Linked DNA regions of Homo sapiens: region 2 is linked to region 1. A link is a loop called in an ENCODE intact Hi-C map of the cell type or tissue named here. Cell type or tissue: dorsolateral prefrontal cortex. All regions are shown on one strand. Links, peaks and the distances in the headings refer to the core of each region. The heading gives the core; the rest is flanking DNA.

The links. Hi-C counts contacts between places; a loop is a spot of excess contacts. Peaks named below come from ENCODE experiments on the same cell type or tissue, not always from the same donor. Only the 100,000 strongest peaks of a DNase experiment are listed, where the experiment ranks them.
Region 2: a loop joins it to region 1, with 3 times the contacts of the local background. A loop is called at or near these places in 24 of 110 quality-filtered maps.

What each region holds. Positions count from the first base shown.
Region 1 is chr1:21,959,641-21,968,171 of GRCh38, forward strand. No RefSeq gene overlaps it. Among named protein-coding and RNA genes, the nearest start is that of CELA3B, 13 kb to the right of the region's middle. RefSeq lists an enhancer at 2,256-2,919 and a silencer at 4,404-4,671. In dorsolateral prefrontal cortex, for the core only: CTCF peaks have their summits at 4,522 (motif pointing left) and 4,725; a DNase peak (open chromatin) is centred at 4,511.
Region 2 is chr1:21,696,718-21,709,144 of GRCh38, forward strand. It overlaps USP48 (ubiquitin specific peptidase 48), which reads right to left. Exons shown (of 27, transcript NM_032236.8): 16 at 10,027-10,151; 17 at 9,750-9,872; 18 at 9,409-9,470; 19 at 9,010-9,120; 20 at 7,545-7,675; 21 at 6,795-6,901; 22 at 4,781-4,885. Among named protein-coding and RNA genes, the nearest start is that of RAP1GAP, 34 kb to the left of the region's middle. In dorsolateral prefrontal cortex, for the core only: a CTCF peak has its summit at 6,800 (motif pointing right); DNase peaks (open chromatin) are centred at 9,074 and 9,974; H3K4me3 peaks cover 3,486 bases; H3K27ac peaks cover 3,724 bases.

The sequences.
Region 1 (8,531 bases), core at 532-8,531:
GGTGTCTGAAGGGGGACAGTCTTGTGGGGCTGAGCCCCGAGCCCTTTAAATTGTGGGATCTGATGCTAAAGTCAGGTAGACAGTGTCAGAAATGAATTGAATTGTTGCATACCCAGTTGATGTCAAATAGATGAAAAAGTGGTTGGTGTCAGAAAACACCTCCCAGCCTCCACTTAAAGAAGCTCTAGGCCGGGCACGGTGGCCCATGCCTGTAATCCCAGCATTTCAGGAGGCCATGGCAGGATGCGGTGGCCCATGCCTGTAATCCCAGCATTTCAGGAGGCCATGGCAGGATGCGGTGGCCCATGCCTGTAATCCCAGCACTTCGGGAGGCTGAGGCTGGATGCAGTGGCCATTGCCTGTAATCCTAGCACTTTGGGAGGCCAAGGCGGGAGGATGCTTTAGACAAGCACTGCCTTTCAATAACATTGTGAGGTAAAACCATTTCCCCTGGGAGACTGAGGCAGGAGGATCGCTTGAGCCCAGGGGTTCAAAGCTGCAAGTGAGCCATGATTGCACCACGGCACTCCAGCCTGAGCAACAGAGCGAGACCTTGTCTCCACAAAAATTTTTTTAAAAAAGCAATTCTTTTAGGCTGGGCACAGTGGCTCAGGCCTGTAATCCCAGCACTTTGGGAGGCTGTGGTGGGCAGATCACTTGAGGTCAGGAGTTTGAGACCAGCTTGGCCAACATGGCGAAACCCTGTCTCTACTAAAAATTACAAAAATTAGCGGGGTGTGGTGGTGCCCGCAAGTAATTGCAGCTACTCAGGAGGCTGAGGCATGAGAATCACTTGAACCTGGGAGGCAGAGGTTGCAATGAGCCAAGATTGCACAACTGCACTCCAGCCTGGGTGACAGAGTGAGACTCTGTCTTAAACAAACAAACAAAAAACAGTACTTTACAAAAATTAAAATTAAAATTAAAATTGATGAAAGAAGACCAGCCGTGGTTGCTCACGCCTGTAATCCCAGCACTTTGGGAGGCCAAGGCAGGCGGATCGCCTGAGGTCAGGAATTCGAGACCAGCCTGGCCAACATGGAGAAACCCCGTCTCTACTAAAAATACGAAATTAGCTGGGTGTGGTTGTGCGTGCCTGTAGTCACAGCTTCTTGGGAGACTGAGACAGGAGAATCACTTGAACCCGGGAGACAGAGGCTGCAGTGAGCTGAGATCGCACCACTGCACTCCAGCCTGGGTGAGAAAAAAAAAATAATAGTAATAAAATTAATGAAAGAAGTTCCTACCCGCAAAATGAAATGTGTCCCAGGAAACAAGGAGAGCATCTTGTTCAGAGTGGGAAGGCACCAGCCATGATCACTGAGAGGATGTGACAAAGCCTGCTGGTGGCTTCCCAAGAGGCACGGTTCTGTTTAAATTTTTCTGTTCACGGCCGGACGTGGTGGCTCACGCCTGTAATCCCAGCACTTTGGGAGGCCAAGGTGGGCGGATCACAAGGTCAGGAGATTGAGACCATCCTGGCTAACATGGTGAAACCTCGTCTCTACTAAAAATACAAAAAATTAGCCGGGCGTGGTGGCGGGCGCCTGTAGTCTCAGCTATTGGGAGGCTGAGGCAGGAGAATGGCGTGAACCCAGGAGGCGGAGCTTGCAGTGAGTGAGCCGAGATCGCGCCACTGCACTCCAGCCTGGGCGACAGAGCAAGACTCCATCTCAAATAAAAAAAACAAAACAAAACAAAATAAATTTTTCTGTTCACTTGAATTTTTTCACAGTGATACACTTGAATAGAAAATGCAGGGGTAGGATGCAGCAGAAAGAGCCCTGGCTTGCGTCTGGAGTCCTGGGTTCTATTGTCAGTGCTATGCCGTTGAACCACTCTATGACATTGACAAGTCCCAGCCTTTCTCTGGGCCACACTAGCCAGTCTCTACTGGCCTTTCCAGAGCTCATACTTAATTAGATAATTTTCATTGACTTCAATCCACACAAGTGTTATCTACTAGATGTCTGTTTATTTACATATCAAATCTCCTCCCACCAGCCACTGAGGCCCTAGAGGGTAGGGGCTGTCTCCCCAGAGCCTGGTACAGGCCCTGGCACTTTGTGGGTTCATGGAAGGAGGAGAGGACAGATGAATGATTGCCAGCCTGTGTCTCAGAACACCTCTGCCCCTGAAGGGTTTGGGGTTCCTGGACAGGAACAGGAAGCCTTGGATCTCCTTGAGACTGGTGCCCACTCATGCACCTCCTCCTGCCTGTGCCCCTGGATGCCCTGAGAGGTGAGGGAGGTGGCAGGAGTAAAGGGTAACTGGATTGGAGGCTCAGAGGCTCAGAGGCCTCCACTTCCTGCAGTGGAGACCCTGCCCAAGCCTGGCTCCAGCCCTGACCTCTGACTCCACCAGGAGAGTGCCAGGAAACAGACCTTAAGGCCGGAAACCTTCCTTGGGCTTGGCCTGGACCCAAGCTCCTACCGGGCATGGGCTGAGCCCTGCCTGGACCCAGTGGACCAAAAAGCCCACCCTTCTTGCTCAGCCTGGCAGAGCTGCTCTGCTGTAGCAACTTGGGGACAGTCTTTGCCTCTGAAACCACCACCAGCAGTTCCAAGCAGCCTGCCCTGGCAGGGAAGGTGCTGGGGTCAGGAGCTCTGGGTTCAGTTCCCACCTCTACTTCTCAGTGTCTGGGAAAGCATGGGCACTTTGCCACGCCTCCCTGAGCCTCAGTTGCTTCATCCTATTTCACGCTTAGGGATTAAAATAGAGAAGGTCTCACATGAATTCTCTTCCTTTACCATATTCAAGGAACTCAAAACAAGTTAAGCTTCCAGATACAGCTGAAGCCCTGGCCAACTTCACACCCCTTCTTCTTGGAGGGTGGCACCATCTAATCTCTGATTATCTTTGCTACGTGTATTTATTCTATTCCTACACATTGCTGTATATGGCATAGCATTGGTCTGCATGGATTCAAATGTTTTACATACTATGACATTATACTGAATGCATTATTCTGTAATTTGCTTTTTTACTCAATAAAATGCTTCTGAGATCTATCCATAGCGACACATATGACTCTAATTTAATCATTTTCACTGCTTAACATTGCATTCTATATATACCCAATTCATCCATTCTCCTGTCAATATGCATACTTTTAAGTTGTTTCCAATTATGTTTCATTATTTCAAGCAACACTGAAATGAATATTCTCATACATGTCAAAAAAAAATGAATTACAGATGAGTGTTATCAGGGAGCACATATTCATTGAGCCGGGGTATTCACTACAGGCTCTGATGACAATATGTTATGAGCCCAAACTACAGCAAACGACTTGACAATGGGACGGAGCACTTAAGATTGGGACTCTCTGGGACAGGAAAGCAATCATTGCTGCCCTGTGTTCAGTGTTTCCTATGGGCCAAGCCCAGTGTTCAGTGCTTTATCTCCTTGAATTCTCACAGAAACCTTGTGAGGGAGCTATTGGTGTTACCCTAGGTGAAGAAACTGAGGCACAGAGAGGTTAAGCGTCTCAGTCTGGGTGCAGTGGCTCACACGTGTAATCCCAGCACTTTGGGAGACTGAGGTAGGTGGATCACTTGAGGCCAGGAGTTCGAGACCAGCCTGGCCAACATGGTGACACCCCCATCTCTAATAAAAATACAAAAATTAGCTGGGCATGGTGGTGCATATCTGTAATCTCAGCTACTTGGGAGGCTGAGGCAGGAGAATCGCTTGAACCTGGGAGGCAGAGGTTGCAGTGAACTGAGATTGTGCCACTGCACTACAGCCTGGGTGACAGAGCGAGACTCCGTCTCAAAAAAAAAAAAAAAAAAAAAAAACACAGAGAGAGGTTAGGTGTCTTGAAAAAGATCACACAATTATGGTTGAACAGGAATTCAAACCAAATCTACGTCTGTCTGATACAACTTCCCACATTTCAACCAGAGCAGAGGGTCCCTGGTACGATGCCGCAGAGCTGTGGAAGCACAAAGGCAGGAAGGACGGGTCCCAACGGAGAGGTGCTCAGGGAGGGCTTCCTGGGGGAGGTGACAGTCCCAACCAGCCTAGAAAGATGAATATTGAAGAGGGCAGCAGTGGGAGGCATCTGGGAGGGAGACATTTGGGCCAAGGCTTGGAGGCTGGCCGACTGAGCCCCTGCCCCCAAATCACTCATCGACCCCTTGACTCCTCCCTGCCATTCCCTGCATTTCTCTTTCTTCCAGCTCCCCTCTGATCTCTGGGGTCCATCCTTCTCTTTTTACCTTCTTTCTCTTGAGTTCTGTCCTATCTCCTCATTCCCCAGTCATCCATTCATTCACTTGTTAATTCATCCACTCATCTAACACAAACTGAGCACCAGCTCTGTGCCAGGGCATTGGAACCTGAGTGAGGCAGTCCCCAGAATTGGTGGTGAGTGCGTCCACCACACTCAACTCAACCCCTAAGAGGAGGCTCTGAGATCTGCCCTGTCCCTCAGACGCACCCAGAGACAAACACACCCTCACACCTAGCAACTTCCTAGAAAACACCTGGAGGCAATCATGGCTCTCGGGCGCCCCTTGCTGGTAACTTGGGATGTTGCATCCTAGGCTGGAGAGTCCAAGTGTGACCCTAGGAAGGTGCTGCCCTGGCTCCCCACAAACTCCTGGTGCACTGCAACTTCTGCCAGCAGTTCCATTCTAGGAGTTTCTAAGAGTGCAGTCCTTGTCATAAATGTTTAGTGCCCTACCCTTTTGTTTGTTGTTGTTTGGTTTTTTTTTTGAGACCAATCTCACTCTGTTGCTCAGGCTGGAGTGCAGTGGCTCCATCTTGGCTCACTGCAACCTCCGCCTCCCGGGTTCAAGTGATTCTCCTGCTTCAGCCTCCCCAGTAGCTGGGACTACAGGTGTGTGCCACCATGCCTGGCTAATTTTTGTATTTTTTAGCAGAGATGGGGTTTCACCATATTGGCTAGGCAGGTCTCAAAAGTGATCCACCCATCTCAGCCTCCCAAAGTGCTGGGATGACAGGTGTGAGCCACTGTGCCCGGCCTAATGCCCTAGGCTTTGTCAGGCCCAAGCCAAAGGCCAGAGTAAGAAGCAGTGACAGATGTATGTTTGTTGTACTGGGAAGGGGGGACGGGATGGGTGCTCTGGAATGTGTGTGTGCATCATGGATGTGTGTGCACCAGTGCTGTACACGGGAGGGGTCTGTACACGGGGGTGCCTGGGTGCACATTCTGAGTTTGTGCTTGTGTATCATTGTCCTGCGGTGAGCAGGCCTATGCAAACCACCACCAAAGACCGAGGGAGCTGAGAGGCCAAAGAAAGAGGCTGACAAGTGCAGTTTATCAGAAAGAAAATAGGGACTTGCAAACAGAAGTTGCAAATTCATTTACTCAATAAAGTGCTTTTGAGATCTATCCATAGCGACACCGTCAAGCAATTGCAAGATGGTGCACCCCTGCACCTACCTTCCAGAAAACATTATTTTTATAGCAAGCTTTTAGGGTAAAGACATGTGCAGCTGGTCATGCCTCAGATATTCTGAAGCTCTTGACCACTGGGGAGTCCAGATTAGCATTTTTTTTTTTTTTTTGAGATGGAATCTCACTCTGTCACCAGGCTGGAGTGCAGTGACACAATCTCGGCTCACTGCAACCTCTGCCTCCCGGGTTCAAGCGATTCTCCTGCCTCAGCCTCCCGAGTAGCTGGGATTACAGGTGCCCACAACCATGCCTGGCTAATTTTGTATTTTTAGTGGAGACGGGGTTTCATCATGTTGGCCAGGATGGTCTCGATCTCTTGACCTCAGGATCCACCTGCCTCAGCCTACCAAAGTGCTGGGATTACAGGTGTGAGAGACAACGCCCCGGCCGTGATTAGCGTTTTTTTTTTTTTGAGACAGAGTCTCGCTCTGTTGCTCAGGCTAGAGTGCAGTGGCGTGATCTTAGCTCACTACAAGCTCTGCCTCCCAGATTCACGCCATTCTCCTGCCTCAGCCTCCCGAGTAGCTGGGACTACAGGCGCCCACCACCATGCCCGGCTAATTTTTTTGTATTTTTAGTAGAGTCGGGGTTTCACCGTGTTAGCCAGGATGGTCTCGATCTCCTGATCTCATGATCTGCCCACCTCGGCCTCCCAAAGTGCTGGGATTACAGGCGTGAGCCACCGTCCCAGCATCGTGATTAGCGTTTTTATGAAGGGTTATCTATGCTACAGCCATTGTCTTAAGAACTTGCTGCAGAATTTAAGAACTTGCTGGTCAGGCAGGTGACTCATGCCTAAATCCCAGCACTATGTGACAGTAACACCCTGTATGTACAAATTTTTTTTTTTTTTTGAGACAGAGTTTTGCTCTTGTTGCCCAGACTGGAGTGCAATGGCGCGATCTCAGCTCACTGCAACCTCTGCCTCCAGGGTTCAAGTGATTCTCCCGCTTCAGCCTCCCAAGTAGCTGGGATTGCAGGCATATGCCACCATGCCCAGCTAATTTTGTATTTTTAGTAGAGACGGAGTTTCTCCATGTTGGCCAGGCTGGTCTCGAACTCCCAACCTCAGGTGATCTGCCTGCCTCGGCCTCCTAAAGTGCTGGGATTACAGGCGTGAGCCACTGTGCCTGGCCTCAAATTTTTTTTTTCTTTAATTAGCCAGGTGTGATGGTGTGTGTCTATAGTCCCAGCTACTCGGGAGGCTAAGGTGGGAGGATCACTTGAGTCTGGGGGGGTCAAGGCTGCAGTGATTGCACCACTGCATTCCAGCCTGGGTGACAGAGCGAGACTTTGTCTTAAAAAAGTAATAAAATTGCTGCAAAACACTGTGGTATGCTGGAGTCAGACATCGGTCATCATGGCAGTTTCATTTCATGATGATGTCACTCTTGCCATGCAACAGGCTATCTGCCTACAGGCATGCTCTGGTGCTATGGAGAAGTGCGTGTGAGTAGTCCTTACCTGCGCACACTAGGTGTTCACTGAGTACATGCATGGAGGCGCATGGGCAGCATTCTCACCTCAGATGGAGCAGCTCTGAGGCTTTGACTCTGAGCTCCCTAGTGGGATCTGGTGCCAGTTGTCCATGAACGTCCCCTGTTCTGGCTTCCCTCTCCTCCCTGTCTCACTTCCCCACTCCCCTACACATGCTTCTTGGGATCTCCTCCCACATAAATCACTTGCGCTCGAATCCTGCCTCAGAGTCTTCTCCTGGGAGATGAAGGAGGCAGCCCGGGGCGGGCAACACACTGAGGTTGGCAGAGTGCAAAGATGGCAAGAGCCCGGGTCCACGGTGACACTGTTAGGGAAACAGAGAATAAGAGAGTCAGGCTGACACCATTTTAAAATAAGCTGTGGCTGGGTGCAGTGGCTCACGCCTATAATCTCAGCACTTTGGGAGGCCAAGGCGGGTGGATCATCTGAGGTCAGGAGGTCGAGACCAGCCTGGCCAACATGCAGAAATGCCCTCTCTACTAAAAATACAAAAATTAGTCGGGTGTGGTGGCGGGCGCCTGTAATTCTAGCTACTCGGAAGGCTGAGGCAGGAGAATCGCTTGAACCTGAGAGGCAGAGTTTGCAGTGAGCTGAGATCATGCCACTACACTCCTGCTTGGGTGACAGAGTGACACTCTGTCCCAAAAAATAAAATAAAATAATAAAATAATAAAATGAACTGCATCTTCAAACTAACAAGACACGCTCCTAGCCAGTCACAACTCACGGCCATGAGATGTTTCTGGCGAAGGAAGCGGTTTAGTAATTCCTGCAAGGCAAACTCCTATGATGGCAGGATGTCCAGGTGTCCTGATACCACATCACAATATCCGCTTTTGAGACAGTTACAGTCATGCTTTGATGTATTTCCACACTAAAATACCAAGGATAATTTTCTTTAAATCAACAAAGTACTAAATTTTCCTTTAAAAAGGTTATTGTATTTATGGCTGGGCACTGTGACTCATGCCTGTAATCCCAGCACTTTGGGAGGCTGAGGCAGGTGGGTCACTTGAGGTCAGGAGTTCGAGACCAGACTGGCCAACATGGCGAAATCCCATCTCTAATAAAAATACAAAAAATTAGCTGAGCATGGTGGCGCATGCCCGTAATCCCAGCTACTCAGGAGGCTGAGGTGGAAGAATTGCTTCAACCTGGGAGGCGGAGGTTGCAGTGAGCTGAGATTGCACCACTGCACTCCAGCCTGCACAACAGAAAGGACCTCCTCTCCAAAAAAAAAAAAAAAAAAAGAAGAAGAAAAGAAAAGAAATTGTATTTGTTCATTTATTTTTCAAAGCCAAATACTTCTGAATTTCTTTAAAAAAATTTTTTTTCTACGCAGTCTCGCTCTGTTGTCCGGCTGGAGTACAGTGGCCCCATCACTGCTCACTGCAGCCTTGACCTCCCGGGCTCAAGTGATCCTCGCACCTCAACCTCCCAAGTAGCTGGGACTACAGGTGCATGCTACCATGCCCAGCTAATTTTTGTATTTTTTTGTAGAGATGGGGTTTCACCCCATTGCCCAGGCTGGTCTTGAACTCCCAGGCTCAAGTGATCCACCTACCTCAGCCTCCCAAAGTGCTAGGATTACAGGTGTGAGCCACTG
Region 2 (12,427 bases), core at 2,424-10,423, 260 kb before region 1:
AAGGATGCCCCTGGGTGTGCATGATACATGCGGTACCAGTCAAGAAAAAAATAGATGAGGACCAAATGTCCTCTACAGTACTCCTATAAATCCCTCATCAAGAGGTTAATGATCAGAGGTTAATGATCAAGATTCTTTTGCTTTTTGTACCAAAGGTGGTGGTGGTGGCCGGTGGGGGCGGTGGGGGATGGGGGGTGAGTGAGAGGCGCAGGGGAGATTCTTCTGCTAACCAGGCCAGGGAATAAAAGAAGCAGGATTTTTAAGAAAATCTTTTCCCCTGGTTTAATTAAATCTGGATGAGGTAACCTCAAGGCCCTGGCTCTGGTTTCCACAGTCGTCACTGAATGTCAGCCGTGTATAAGCAAAGTGGTTTAACGGTCATTATAGACACAGATGCCACATACTCATTACTCATGGGCTCCACAGTTTACAAAGCAGAAGGTGATCAAGACCCAAACACAGAAGAGCATTTGTTCAGGGTGCCGACCACTGGCGAGACACTGCCTGAGGATAGTTTAGCTCTAGCCCTGAATCTACATAGGCAACTGAGTGATTCTAAGATTCACGAGAAAAAGTTAAGTGCACATGTGAGTTAAAAAGAAAAAAAAAAAATGAAACCCGATGAAACATTTTTCTCAGTCTCGACTGTTGAAAGAAAAGGTCAGGCCAGGCGTGGTGGCTCATGCCTGTAATCCCAGCACTTTGGGAGGCCAAGGTGGGCGGATCACAAGGTCAGGAGATTGAGACCATCCTGGCTAACATGGTGAAACCCCGTCTCTACTAAAAATACAAAAAATTAGCCGGGCTTGGTGGTGGGCGCCTGTAGTCCCAGCTACTTGGGAGGCTGAGGCAGGAGAATGGCGTGAACCCGGGAGGCAGAGCTTGCAGTGAGCTGAGATTGCACCACTGCACTCCAGCCTGGGCAACAGGGCAAGACTCCATCTCAAAAAAAAAAAAAAAGAAAGAAAAGAAAAGGTCAAATTGAACCCAAATTCTACAATCAGGAATATAAAGAAAAATAACTACATCAACATATAATTTTATTTTAGAAGTACAAAACACAACCAAAAACCAAAACCCTGAGCATCAAGCAAGACAGATTTTTTAATAACTCTGATTTTAAATGGATCTAAAGGCTTTTCCTGGAATTATTTCTTTCTTAATCTGGAGAATTTAAATCCAACTTAACTGACAAAAAAACCCAGCCCACTGGTTTTAGAAGGCTTTCAATTACCTAAGTGATACCCAATACCGAGTATATTATTAACCTAAATTTTTAGATGAAGTCAAAGGAGTTGGGTTGATCTAGCTTAGAGAAAAGAGGAAAAGGGATTTGTTTATCTCCACTAAGGACAAGCAGAAATGCATCATTTTTTATTACAGGGATTTAAAGCAGCAATTACAGAAGCTATCTTTGTACTGAGATATGTGATGAGGAGGGTGACATTTTGAAAATGCTGAACATTTTTCAGGGACTATCTATTCTTTTCCAAAGAGGAAGGTTACACTTGAGATTTTTTGTGAGCCAAAAATTTTTTGTGAGAAAGCAAAATGTAAAACATTTTAGAGTATTACAATATCCAAAGAAGGAAAAGGAAGACAGAAGAAAATTATAAAGTATAAAAAATAATTACAGTATAAAAAGCAATGTTCCCCAACATTCTCTATCATATTTATAAACGTGAAATCTGTTGTCATCCACAACTAAGGAGAGTGATTCCACATACACTTTGAAAAAATTGCTGTGGTCATGACCACAATGAATAAAACTAGACCACCAAAAAAAAGTTAGCTTTCTAAAATCTAAATCACTTGAAAATGTAGATAGTTTCTAAATAACTCTTAGGGTGAAAAGCAAAGCTTAAAATAACAAACTAAAGACAGTAAGAACATTGTGTCAAGTTTAACAAACTAATTTACAAAGTTAACCAGAGAACAGATAATTAGTGACAGCAGGCAATAAAAGATTTGATTCCCCCATCCTGGATATCACGGTGAAACCCCGTCTCTACTAAAAAATACAAAAAATTAGCTGGGCGTGGTGGCGGGCGCCTGTAGTCCCCGTTACTGGGGAGCCTGAGGCAGGAGAATGGCTTGAACCTCGGAGGCGGAGCTTGCAGTGAGCCGAGATGGCACCACTGCACTCCAGCCTGGACGACAGAGCAATACTTGGTCTCAAAATAAAAAAATTTGATTCCCAACTGATTATTAAGCCATACTACCAAGTGATAATAACTAAAACATACGGTACTGCCAGCCAAACAGACAAAAGAGAATGGAGTCCTGAATCGGGATGGATATGTACACCCATACACCCAAATGCATGTACATGCACAGAGTCTTGCTCTGTCGCCCAAGCTGGAGTGCAGTGGCACAATCTCGGCTCACTGCAACCTCCACCTCCCAGGTTGAAGCAATTCTCATACCTCAGCCTCCCCAGTACCTGGGATTACAGGCCCACACCACCACACCTAATTTTTTTTTTTTTTTTTTTTTTTTGAGGCTGAGTCTTGCTCTGCCGCCCAGGCTGGAGTGCAGTGGCGAGATCACGGCTCACCGCAAGCTCCGCCTCCTGGGTTCACGCCATTCTCCTGCCTCAGCCTCTCGAGTAGCTGGGACTACAGGTGCCCGCCACCACGCCCGGCTAATTTTTTGTATTTTTAGTAGAGACAGGGTTTCACTGTGTTAGCCAGGATGGTCTCAATCTCCTGACCTCGTGATCTGCCCGCCTCAGCCTCCCAAAGTGCTGGAATTACAGGCATGAGCCACCGTGCCTGGCCTAATTTTTGTATTTTTATTTATTTATTTATTTTTGAGACGGAGTCTCGCTCTGTCACCCAGGCTGGAGTGCAGTGGCGTGATCTCAGCTCACTGCAAGTTCTGCCTCCTGGGTTCATGCCATTCTTCTGCCTCAGCCTCCTGAGTAGCTGGGACTACAAGTGCCCGCCACCACGCCCGGCTAATTTTTTTTGTATTTTTAGTAGAGACGGGTTTCACTATGTTGGCCAGGCTGGTGTCGAACTCTTAACCTCAAGTGATCCACCCGCCTCGGCCTTCCAAAATGCTGGAATTACAGGCGTGAGCCACTGCGCCTGGCCACACACACACACACACACTTTTAATATATCAACTGAAAAGCACACAATCGAGTTTGCACAAATGTGGCTCGAAAGATGGCTTGTATAGACCACAGAGATGTCCCCGCCACAGAGATGGGGACATGAAAACAGAGTTGACAACAGGGTAAAGGGCGGCAGCAAAGTCATGTCTGCAAACGCTTGTGGAGACATATTAGTAGAGTCAACTAATATGTCTCCACAAGCGTTTGCAGACATGACTTTGCTGCCCTTCTTTACCCTGTTCCTTATGCCAAGGAGCACAAGATGTATATATGCACACAGAGTTTAATAAGGGCATCACTTACTATAGAAAAATATCCCCTTTAAACTGAAAACCTGCATTCTCATCAAGTGTACAGATTTGGTTAGCACTGAAGCAAAGGGCCCTCCAGTGTTGACTGACTGAAATACAGACTGGGAAGGACAACTTAAAGAGTGGCTGATCACTGTCACAAACTGCATGATTTTGCTTCTTCACAGGTGTTTTGAGGTTATTTTATGAGCGCCAATAAGCCACGGAAAACAAATGCTGACATCCCTTTACACCGGTTGGGAAACCACAAGTAACATTTATTTTGGGCACACCAAGATTCAAATCAAGACGGCTTTTCAGACTCTCTCAATCAATGTTAAAAATGAAGTAACAGTATCAACATGCAGACAGGCCAACAAGCCCAGATACCTCTGCCCTGTCACAGATATTGCAGATGGCTATTGTAACACTTTCATTCTTTCAGGGAGAACACCATCCACAATTTCACTACACTATTTTAGTAGTAAAGAAAGAAAACAAACATCTCATCTGTTAAAAATAAAACTTTGAGTAGAAAATCCATGAGTTTAAAGTACAAAATATCCTCCAATGTGGGGGTCTGACTTTTTGAGAAGCTGAAACTTATCTCCACCTACATCAACCATATTCCCACGATTTCCTGTTCTCAAAAGACAATTTATGGGCCGGATGCGGTGGCTCACGCCTATAATCCCAGCACTTTGGAAGGCCAAGGCGGGAGGATCATGACATCAGGAGTTCAAGACCAGCCTAGGTGAAACCCCGTCTCCATTAAAGATACAAAAAATTAGCCAGGAGTGGTGGCGCATGCCTGTAATCCCAGCTACTTGGGAGGCTGAGGCAGGAGAATCACTTGAACCTGGGAGGTGGAGGTTGCAGCGAGCCGAGATTGTGCCACTGTACTCCAGCCTGGTTGACAAGGCTAGGATCCATCTCAAAAAAAAAAAAAAAAAAAAGGCCGGGTGCGGTGGCTCCTGCCTGTAATCTCAGCACTTTGGGAGGCTGCGGTGGGCGGATCACGAGGTCAGGAGTTCGAGACCAGCCTGGCCAACACAGTGAAACCCCGTCTCTACTAAAAATATAAAAAATTAGCCGGGTGTGGTGGTGGGCGCCTATAATCCCAGCTACTTAGGAGGCTGGGGCAGGAGAATCATTTAAACCCAGGAGGCGGACATTGTGGTGAGCTGAGATAGTGCCATTGCACTCCAGCACAGGCAACAGTGCGAGACTCCATCTCAAAAAAAAAAAAAAAAGAAAAAAAAAGAACCAATATCCCATACAGGGTACAGAGACATGGCCAGGGGCTTCGAGTGGCTGCTCTATAAGAACAGCAGAAAGTATAACAATGAAAAGCAGCTTCAACACATACTTGATTAAAATCTGGATCTTTTTCTCCATCTGGTTTAGCTTCTTCCTTGTCCTCCTCTGTTTCAGAACTACTCACATTCAGTTCCGGAGCCGAATCCTTCATCACCTGAATGTGCCAGGACAACAAAGAGAAGTAGGTCAGACCCTAGGAAGGCAGGCTATGGAGGATGTGGGGGCTGGGACCGGCAACCTTTATCAAGACGAGGAACACCTTTATCATGGTGGGATTATAGACTGGAGAGTGGATCAAGAATCAAGCCTTCACGGTTTTCTATGCTCTTTTAACATGTTAGTTTTTTACCCTATGACTTATTCTTGTAGTATTTAATGTGCTCACCATACATTTAAGAGGTCTCTGCAGAGCAGTTATTATTATCAGTCTTGTACAATGATGTTATTTTGCAGAAGTTCGAAGGTGCTTGACACCTTCCCGAGCACACTGATTGCCAAGCCTTTTCAAGTTCTCAAACTATTCAAGTGGCAGGAGTTACATGCTCTTTAAGAATTGAGAAAACGAAAGATGGAAGAAGCGCTCTCTTGCAAACACTATGAAATACTCTTATTAAACTGAATAATGAAACTACATCTAAATTGGATAATATTTTATACCAGAGAACAAAAGATTTAAGAAAATTTTACAGGGAGAAACAGAGACATTTATACTCATTAACTTCATTTTCTCGGCAAATTAGGAAATGAAGGCCTTAGTTTATTTAGCTTGTAAAGCAGAACCCTTGGCCTCCAGGGCATAATTATAAGTTACCCTTCTAAAAAATGTGTTTGGAAACAAGCATCAAATAAAATGTATTCCATTTTGTCTTTAATCCCAGAAAGCATGGAATTAAATAAATTAATAAGATATCTAGAGATATGGGTCAGGATCTACCCAAGAGCCATCCCTAATATAATAAAAATGCTTGGAAATCCAATCCAAGCAAGTATTAACACCTCCACTTCCCAAACATATCCAATCAATTTCACCTATCCTTGCAGGTCAATGGAAGAGGCTCTAACTGACCTCTCTTATTTCTGTTATGCCCTCACAGCAATTCCAAACACTATAGCCAGGGTGATTTTTTTTAAACTATAAATCAGATCATATCATGACCTTGCTTGAAACTCTCCAGGGGCTTATATCTACACTGGGAATAAACCCAAATCCTTGGTATGATGTATAAAACCTGATAGTGTATGGTCGTTCATTCCATATCATGATCCCTTCTTGGAATAAATTTCATTCTAGACCAGCAATAGCCACTAGGGTAGCCATTAGCCACATGTAGCTATTTAATTTTAAATCAACTAAAACTAAATTCCTCAGTCACGCTAGCCACATCGAATGCTCCACAGCCACACATGGCCAGTGACTACTGCAGTGCGCAGCACAGATACAGAACCTAGAACCTGTCTATCACCACAGGAAGCTCTATTGGACAGCACTGTTCTAGGTGCAATGGTTTTCACTCTGTTGCATAAGCACATTAGGCTTATCCTTTTGACCTTTGTTTCCTTTGTCTGGAAAACACTTCCCAGGCTGCATCCCTGACAGTGAGGGCTTGGGTAAAAACAACTTCTCCAAGACGCCTCTCCTGTCTACTCCCTGTCTCACACTAACCTCCACTTGACCCTGCTAAAGTTCCTTCAAAACAATCATTTCTGTGTGAAATCATATGAATTTATACTTTATTCCTGATCTTCCTCACTAGGTGCCTATAATTTTGAGAGAAGGTATTATACCTGCCTTCTTTATCACTGTATCCCCAGCACCTGGACCATTCCTGGAACACAGCTGACATTCAGTAAATATCTATGCATCAATTAATAACAAACTAAATTCTCATATAATCACATAACTGTTCATTTTCAATTATTGTCCAATTTCAATTCTGATGCCAAACAGCTCTGAAGGAACAAAAATGCAGTCCTAGGCAGACCCTCAGTGCAAATACAACAGCAAATCAAGCCAAAGAGCACGCTTGATCATTACTAGTCATTGCCACAAGAGGGACCAGTACCTTTTTATTATCCACAACTTTATGGACATAGATGGTGGCTTGAGTGTATTCACGCAGGTCCCTCTGCTGCTGACACAATAAGCCTTCTCTGCATTCTGGACAGAGTTCTTTGGGGGAAAAAAAAAAAGGGAAAACAGAAGTGGCTGAGGAATCATTGTTAAAGAATCAAAGATCTAAAAACATATGTCAAAGTTACTAGTGAATATTCATTAAACTCTTAGTAACATTTTCTTTTTTTGAGACAAGGTTTTGCTGTGTCACCCAGGCTGGGGTACAGTGGTATGAACATAGCTCACTGTAGCCTCAAGCTTCTGGGCTCAAGCCATGCTCCTGACTCAGCCTCTCAGCGAGTAGCTCAAGACTACAGATATGTGCTACATTTTTATTATTTTGTAGAGAGAAGGTCTTGTTATGTTGCTCAGGCTGGTCTGAAACTCCTGGCCTTAAGCAATCCTTCCACCCTAGTCTCTCAAAGTATTAGGATTATAGGTATGAGCTAGTGTGCTGGCCCAAACTCTTAATAATATTTTCTATTAACCACTATATTCTATTACATGCAAATGATAAGGAAATCCATTTACTGTCCATAAATAAACGTACAAATAATGGGATGATTATAATGAGAGTTTCCACCTAGGGAGTTGGGACCGCCGCATGATCTTTAACTTTAAGCAGACAACACTGACACACCCTTTCTTCTTAAAATGTCAGCTCTTAACTATAGAAACCGAAAGCAATATGAAAACTTACTGGGCTCAGAAATATACTGTGTTTCTGAAGGGTTTACATCTCCCACTTCAATTCTCGTGATTTTAATTACATGATCCACAACAAAGAGCTTTTGTATCATTTGCCACTCACTGGGCCATATGAGAGCTATACTGTGCAAAAAAAAAACACAACATGCCTTAAGACACATGGAAATTAAGAGAATTAACATAATCCATTAGTCTGCTAAACCAAAACCATTAACACTAACATTTAATCCAAAGGAATTAGAGAGAAAAGATACGTATCATCAACAAAGAATAGTTTTTCATACAAAGGAATGTTACCACAGCAGCGAAACTAAATGGACTGAAATTACATGAATCAACATGGTTAGATCTCAAAAACATAATTGAGTAAAATAAGTTAGTTGCAGAAGTATAAATACAGTATGGTGCCATTTATATAAAAAGTTTTAAATATGCAAGACATTATGTGCGTGCATTTTTTTTTTTTACAGAATACTTTCTGAGACAGATAAACTCTAAATTCAGTACAGTGGTTAGTGTGAGAGGAAGGGTGGGAGAAAGAGAAGTAGCAACAGAAGGATAAGCACTGTGGGGCCTTTAATCATATTTGAACCATTTAACTTTTAAACTGAATGGTAACACACATTTGCTTACTGGTGTATTTTCCTGGAAGTCTGACATTTGCAATAACAACGACAGGAAGAAAGGGAGGGAGGAAAGAGAAGAGAGATGCACAGCGAGAGTGAGAGAGCAACAGGGAAGGCGGGATGCAGAGAGGGAGGGAGAGAAAGAGGAGGGAGAAAATGTAGAGAATATATAAACTTTGAACTCCCTTAAATGATGTTAAAGTACTGAAATATGAATAATAAAACTCTAGCTTAACCCCAAGGGCATTTTTATTTATGTGTTCCAATTTCCTTTTCCTGATTTTCTGACAATGTTGGAAGCATTCTACCTTCTCGTATATCACGATTTTTGGTAAAATCGGGAGAAATTCACAGATGAACACCTCTGGAAGTACTTGAAGCATGGAATAAAATTTGGGTTCTAAGACCCTAGAATTCCAGATGACCAGTGCAGTGGCTTTGCTCTGCCACCCTGCTAGCCTCCTCCTTTAATTGTCTGAAGCCTGGCCATGGCAGAACAAAACCTATAACCAAGACCATGTTGATTCTGTGATTCTGGAAAAGAGGTCTCAGCACTGGTCACCAGCAGCGGGGGAAGAGAAAGGGTGGCTGTGTTGTCTTCAAGAGGGACAAGGAAAGAGCAAAAAGACAAATAGCCTCGGGCAGCCTCTTGTCTTTCCTGGAGAAGCAGTCTTCTTCTCTTTTAAAAGGGGAAAAAAAAACCCCACAATTCAGCAAAGGACTAAATTCTTAAAACAGACTATGTCAGATGAGAAATTTCCTAAACATATTTTATTAATCATCAAAAAGAGAAAAGAAGAAAAAAAAATCACATGAAGAGAAGGAACTCACAGTTTAGAATCTTCTTTGGTCATGGAAGCAAATGTAAACATGAGGCCCCCGTGGGGACACAAAAGAGCACTGTTCCCAACTGATGACACAGGGCTGCATCTTGTAGGCTTTCTACTCAAATGAGACAAGGAGGAGAAATATACCTAATTACTGCATGACGAAAGAGAAGATTTTAAAATAATTATTTCAAAATCAGAGATATATTTAAGAAAATATTAGTAATTCAATGTGTTTCTTAGGCTTATTCATTTAATTAATAGAAAAGAAAGCTTTCAGTGTATGCTGGTGAAAGTAACCATGAAGGAAGGGTACAACAAACAGAATCCACGATATCTTAAAAAATACCAGAGTCAACCAAATCAGTAACAATAAAGGAAATAAAACATATTTTGTTTCTACCTAACAAATTTCCGCCACTCTTCTACAAAGAACTGAGACACGATGTAGAGGACATCCGTATCCTAGAACACAAAAATCACAAAACAGTATCCGTCAATTCACCGCCTGCTTAACACAAATTCCTTATAATATACTTTGGTTGTCCTTATTCAAGTTTTATAAATAAAATGAAAACACAGTCCTCTACCAAAAAATAGCAGGCTGGAGTAAATCCCCTGGTTAGATAACTAAACAAATGAGAATATGAGAAGTTCTGGGTTGTTCTGAAATAGCTCACTGGGAATTTGGCAAGGGCTTTAAAAAGAAAAGATGCATTCTTTCTTTTGTGGGAATCATTATACCTCTGGCCAGTTACTGAGACACGGTCTGTTTTTATCCTGGAACAAATTTGGGAGAGAAGTCTTTTGCTCGTTTGCAATCATCTTATGTAAGGCTTCATTTTCTTCCCCTTCTCTTTCTAAAATCTGAAAGAGAATGAAGCAATCAACTGTCTCCTGCTGACAGCACATGACCTGCCTCCTCCCTACACCCCCGTCAGAAGTACAGTGTTAATTCCCCTGGGAAGTCAACCCAGGGAGGTGGCATGCCATTTCCCCAGATGTCAGTAGCGTTCAGTACCTTGCACTGTGAACAGCACTCTTTGTAACTTGGAAACTCAGGAGCCTTTGGAAAGTACTGCTGCAGTTTGCTCCAAGCCTCTTTAGAAACAAGCCTTCTTTCATTTTCAGATATGCATAACTCACCTGAGTTTAAAAAAATATATTTGGAAAAAAAAAAAACAGCTGAAAAAAAGTCATTATCTATTTCCTATTTCTTAAACTTAAGAAAAATCCACAGGTACGCTTTTCTTGCTTTGCTAAAGTTTGGTATTTCTAGCTCTCTTTTCTTGTTTTCAAAAACTTCTGAATTTCCGATTTCATTTTAATTCTAAAGGAGGTAGCCATTAACCTCAATTTTACGTCCTTAATCTAGGTCTGTGATTGAAAAAAAAATCATGAGATAAAAACAAACGTACAAAGCTAAAACCGTGCATTTTCTTTCTCCTTGCAAGGAAGGAAGTAGTCAAAAATGGGATTCCAGGAGTCCTGGGACCTCTGTGCCATGGCAAGCGCTGCTTAACAAAATTACATCTACTCCCACACTCAAAGGTTATCATTTCCTGCAGACTTTATTGCCTCCCATTTGACTAATCTTGAAATCACACTGCATTAAAATAATATTTTGTAAGCTGTGTCCAGCCATCACAAGACCACTGCCTTAAGTTATCAATTCAAAGTTATCAATTCAAACAGAAGATAAAGCAATCTACTGCTCAATCTGAAAACCATCTCCAGTCAAGCACCAACTTCTTTGCTATTTGCAATTTATTTTGAAGATCCCCTTCAATCTTCAAAAATCCCAGAAGATATAAAAAAATAATACTAGTCACCGCCACCCTGCCAGGACCTTTCTCCTCTGGCTCTACTTGTGGTTATACTTACTGTTGTTTCAGCTGTTCCCAAGCAGTAAGTTAGTGAACTTCACTTATCTACCCATATCGGTCATTACCCAGAAAACTATCTTTAAATTTCTAAAGTCATATGTTTGTTTCTGCACCCATTGGCAAGGTACCTACAGATTTATTAAGAGTAATAAAGCCATGAGCTTTCTAAATACATACTACACTTTCCATAATAAATGAATTTAGAAAGATGAATATAACCAGGCAGAGTACAGCTAGTGAGTAATAAAGCTGGGATACGAAACCAGGTCTATAGGCCAGGCACAGAGGCTTGCTCCTGTAATCCCCAGCACTTTCGGAGGCTGAAGCAGGTGGATCACTTGTCAGGAGTTTGAGACCAGCCTGGCCAACATGATGAAACCCTGCGTCTACTAAAAATACCAACATCAGCCAGGTATGGTGGTGCTTGCCTGTAGTCCCAGCTACTCCAGAGGCTGAGGCAAGAGGACTCCTTGAGCCTAGGAGGCAGAGGTGGCAGTGAGCCAAGATAACCACCATTGCACTCTGGCCTGGGCAACAGAGAGAGACGCCATCTCAAAAAAACAAAACAAAACAACACAAAACAAAACAAACAAAACAAAACTAGGTCTGAGGCTGGGCTTGGTGGTTCACACTTGTAAGCCCAGCACTTTGGGAGGCTGAGGGGAGCAGATCACGAGGTCAGGAGTTTGAAACCAGCCTGGCCAACATGGCGAAACCCCGTCTCTACTCAAAATACAAAAATTAGCCAGGTGTGTGGCAGGCACCTGTAATCTCAGCTACTCAGGAGGCTGAGGCAGAAGAATCGTTTGAATGCAAGAGGCAGAGGTTGCAGTGAGCCAAGATTGTGCCATTCCACTCCAGCCTGGGCGAGGAGCAAGACTCTGTCTCAAAAAACAAAAACAAACAAACAAACAAACAAACAAACCCAGGTCTATAGCTCATTCGAACCCCATAATATATTTTAAAATTTATTTATTTATTTAATAGAAAACAGGCCGGGGGCAGTGGCTCACGCCTGTAATCCCAGCACTTTAGGAGGCTGAGGTGAGTGGATCACAAGGTCAGGAGTTCAAGACCAGCTTGACCAAAATGGTGAAACCCTGTCTCTACTAAAAATACAAAACAAATTGGCCGGGAGTGGTGGTGTGCACCTGTAATTGCAGCTACATGGGAGGCTGAGGCAGGAGAATCGCTTGAACCCGGGAGGCAGAGGTTGCAGTGAGCCAAGATCGCACCATTGTAATCCAGCCTGGGTGACAGAGCAAGACTCCGTCTCAAAAAAAAAAAAAAAAAAGAAAGAAAAGAAAAGAAAAGAAAAGAAAACAGAGTCTCATTCTGTCCCCTGGGCTGGAGTACAGTGGCACGATCATAGCTCACTGCAGCCTCGACCTCCTGGGCTCAAGCGATCCTCCTGCCTTAGCCTCCTGAGTAGTCTGGCTAACAGGCATGAGCCACCATGCCCGCCTAATATTTTATTTTGTAGAGAGGGAGTCTCTCGAACTTCTGGTTTTAAGCAACCGTCCTACCTCAGCCTCC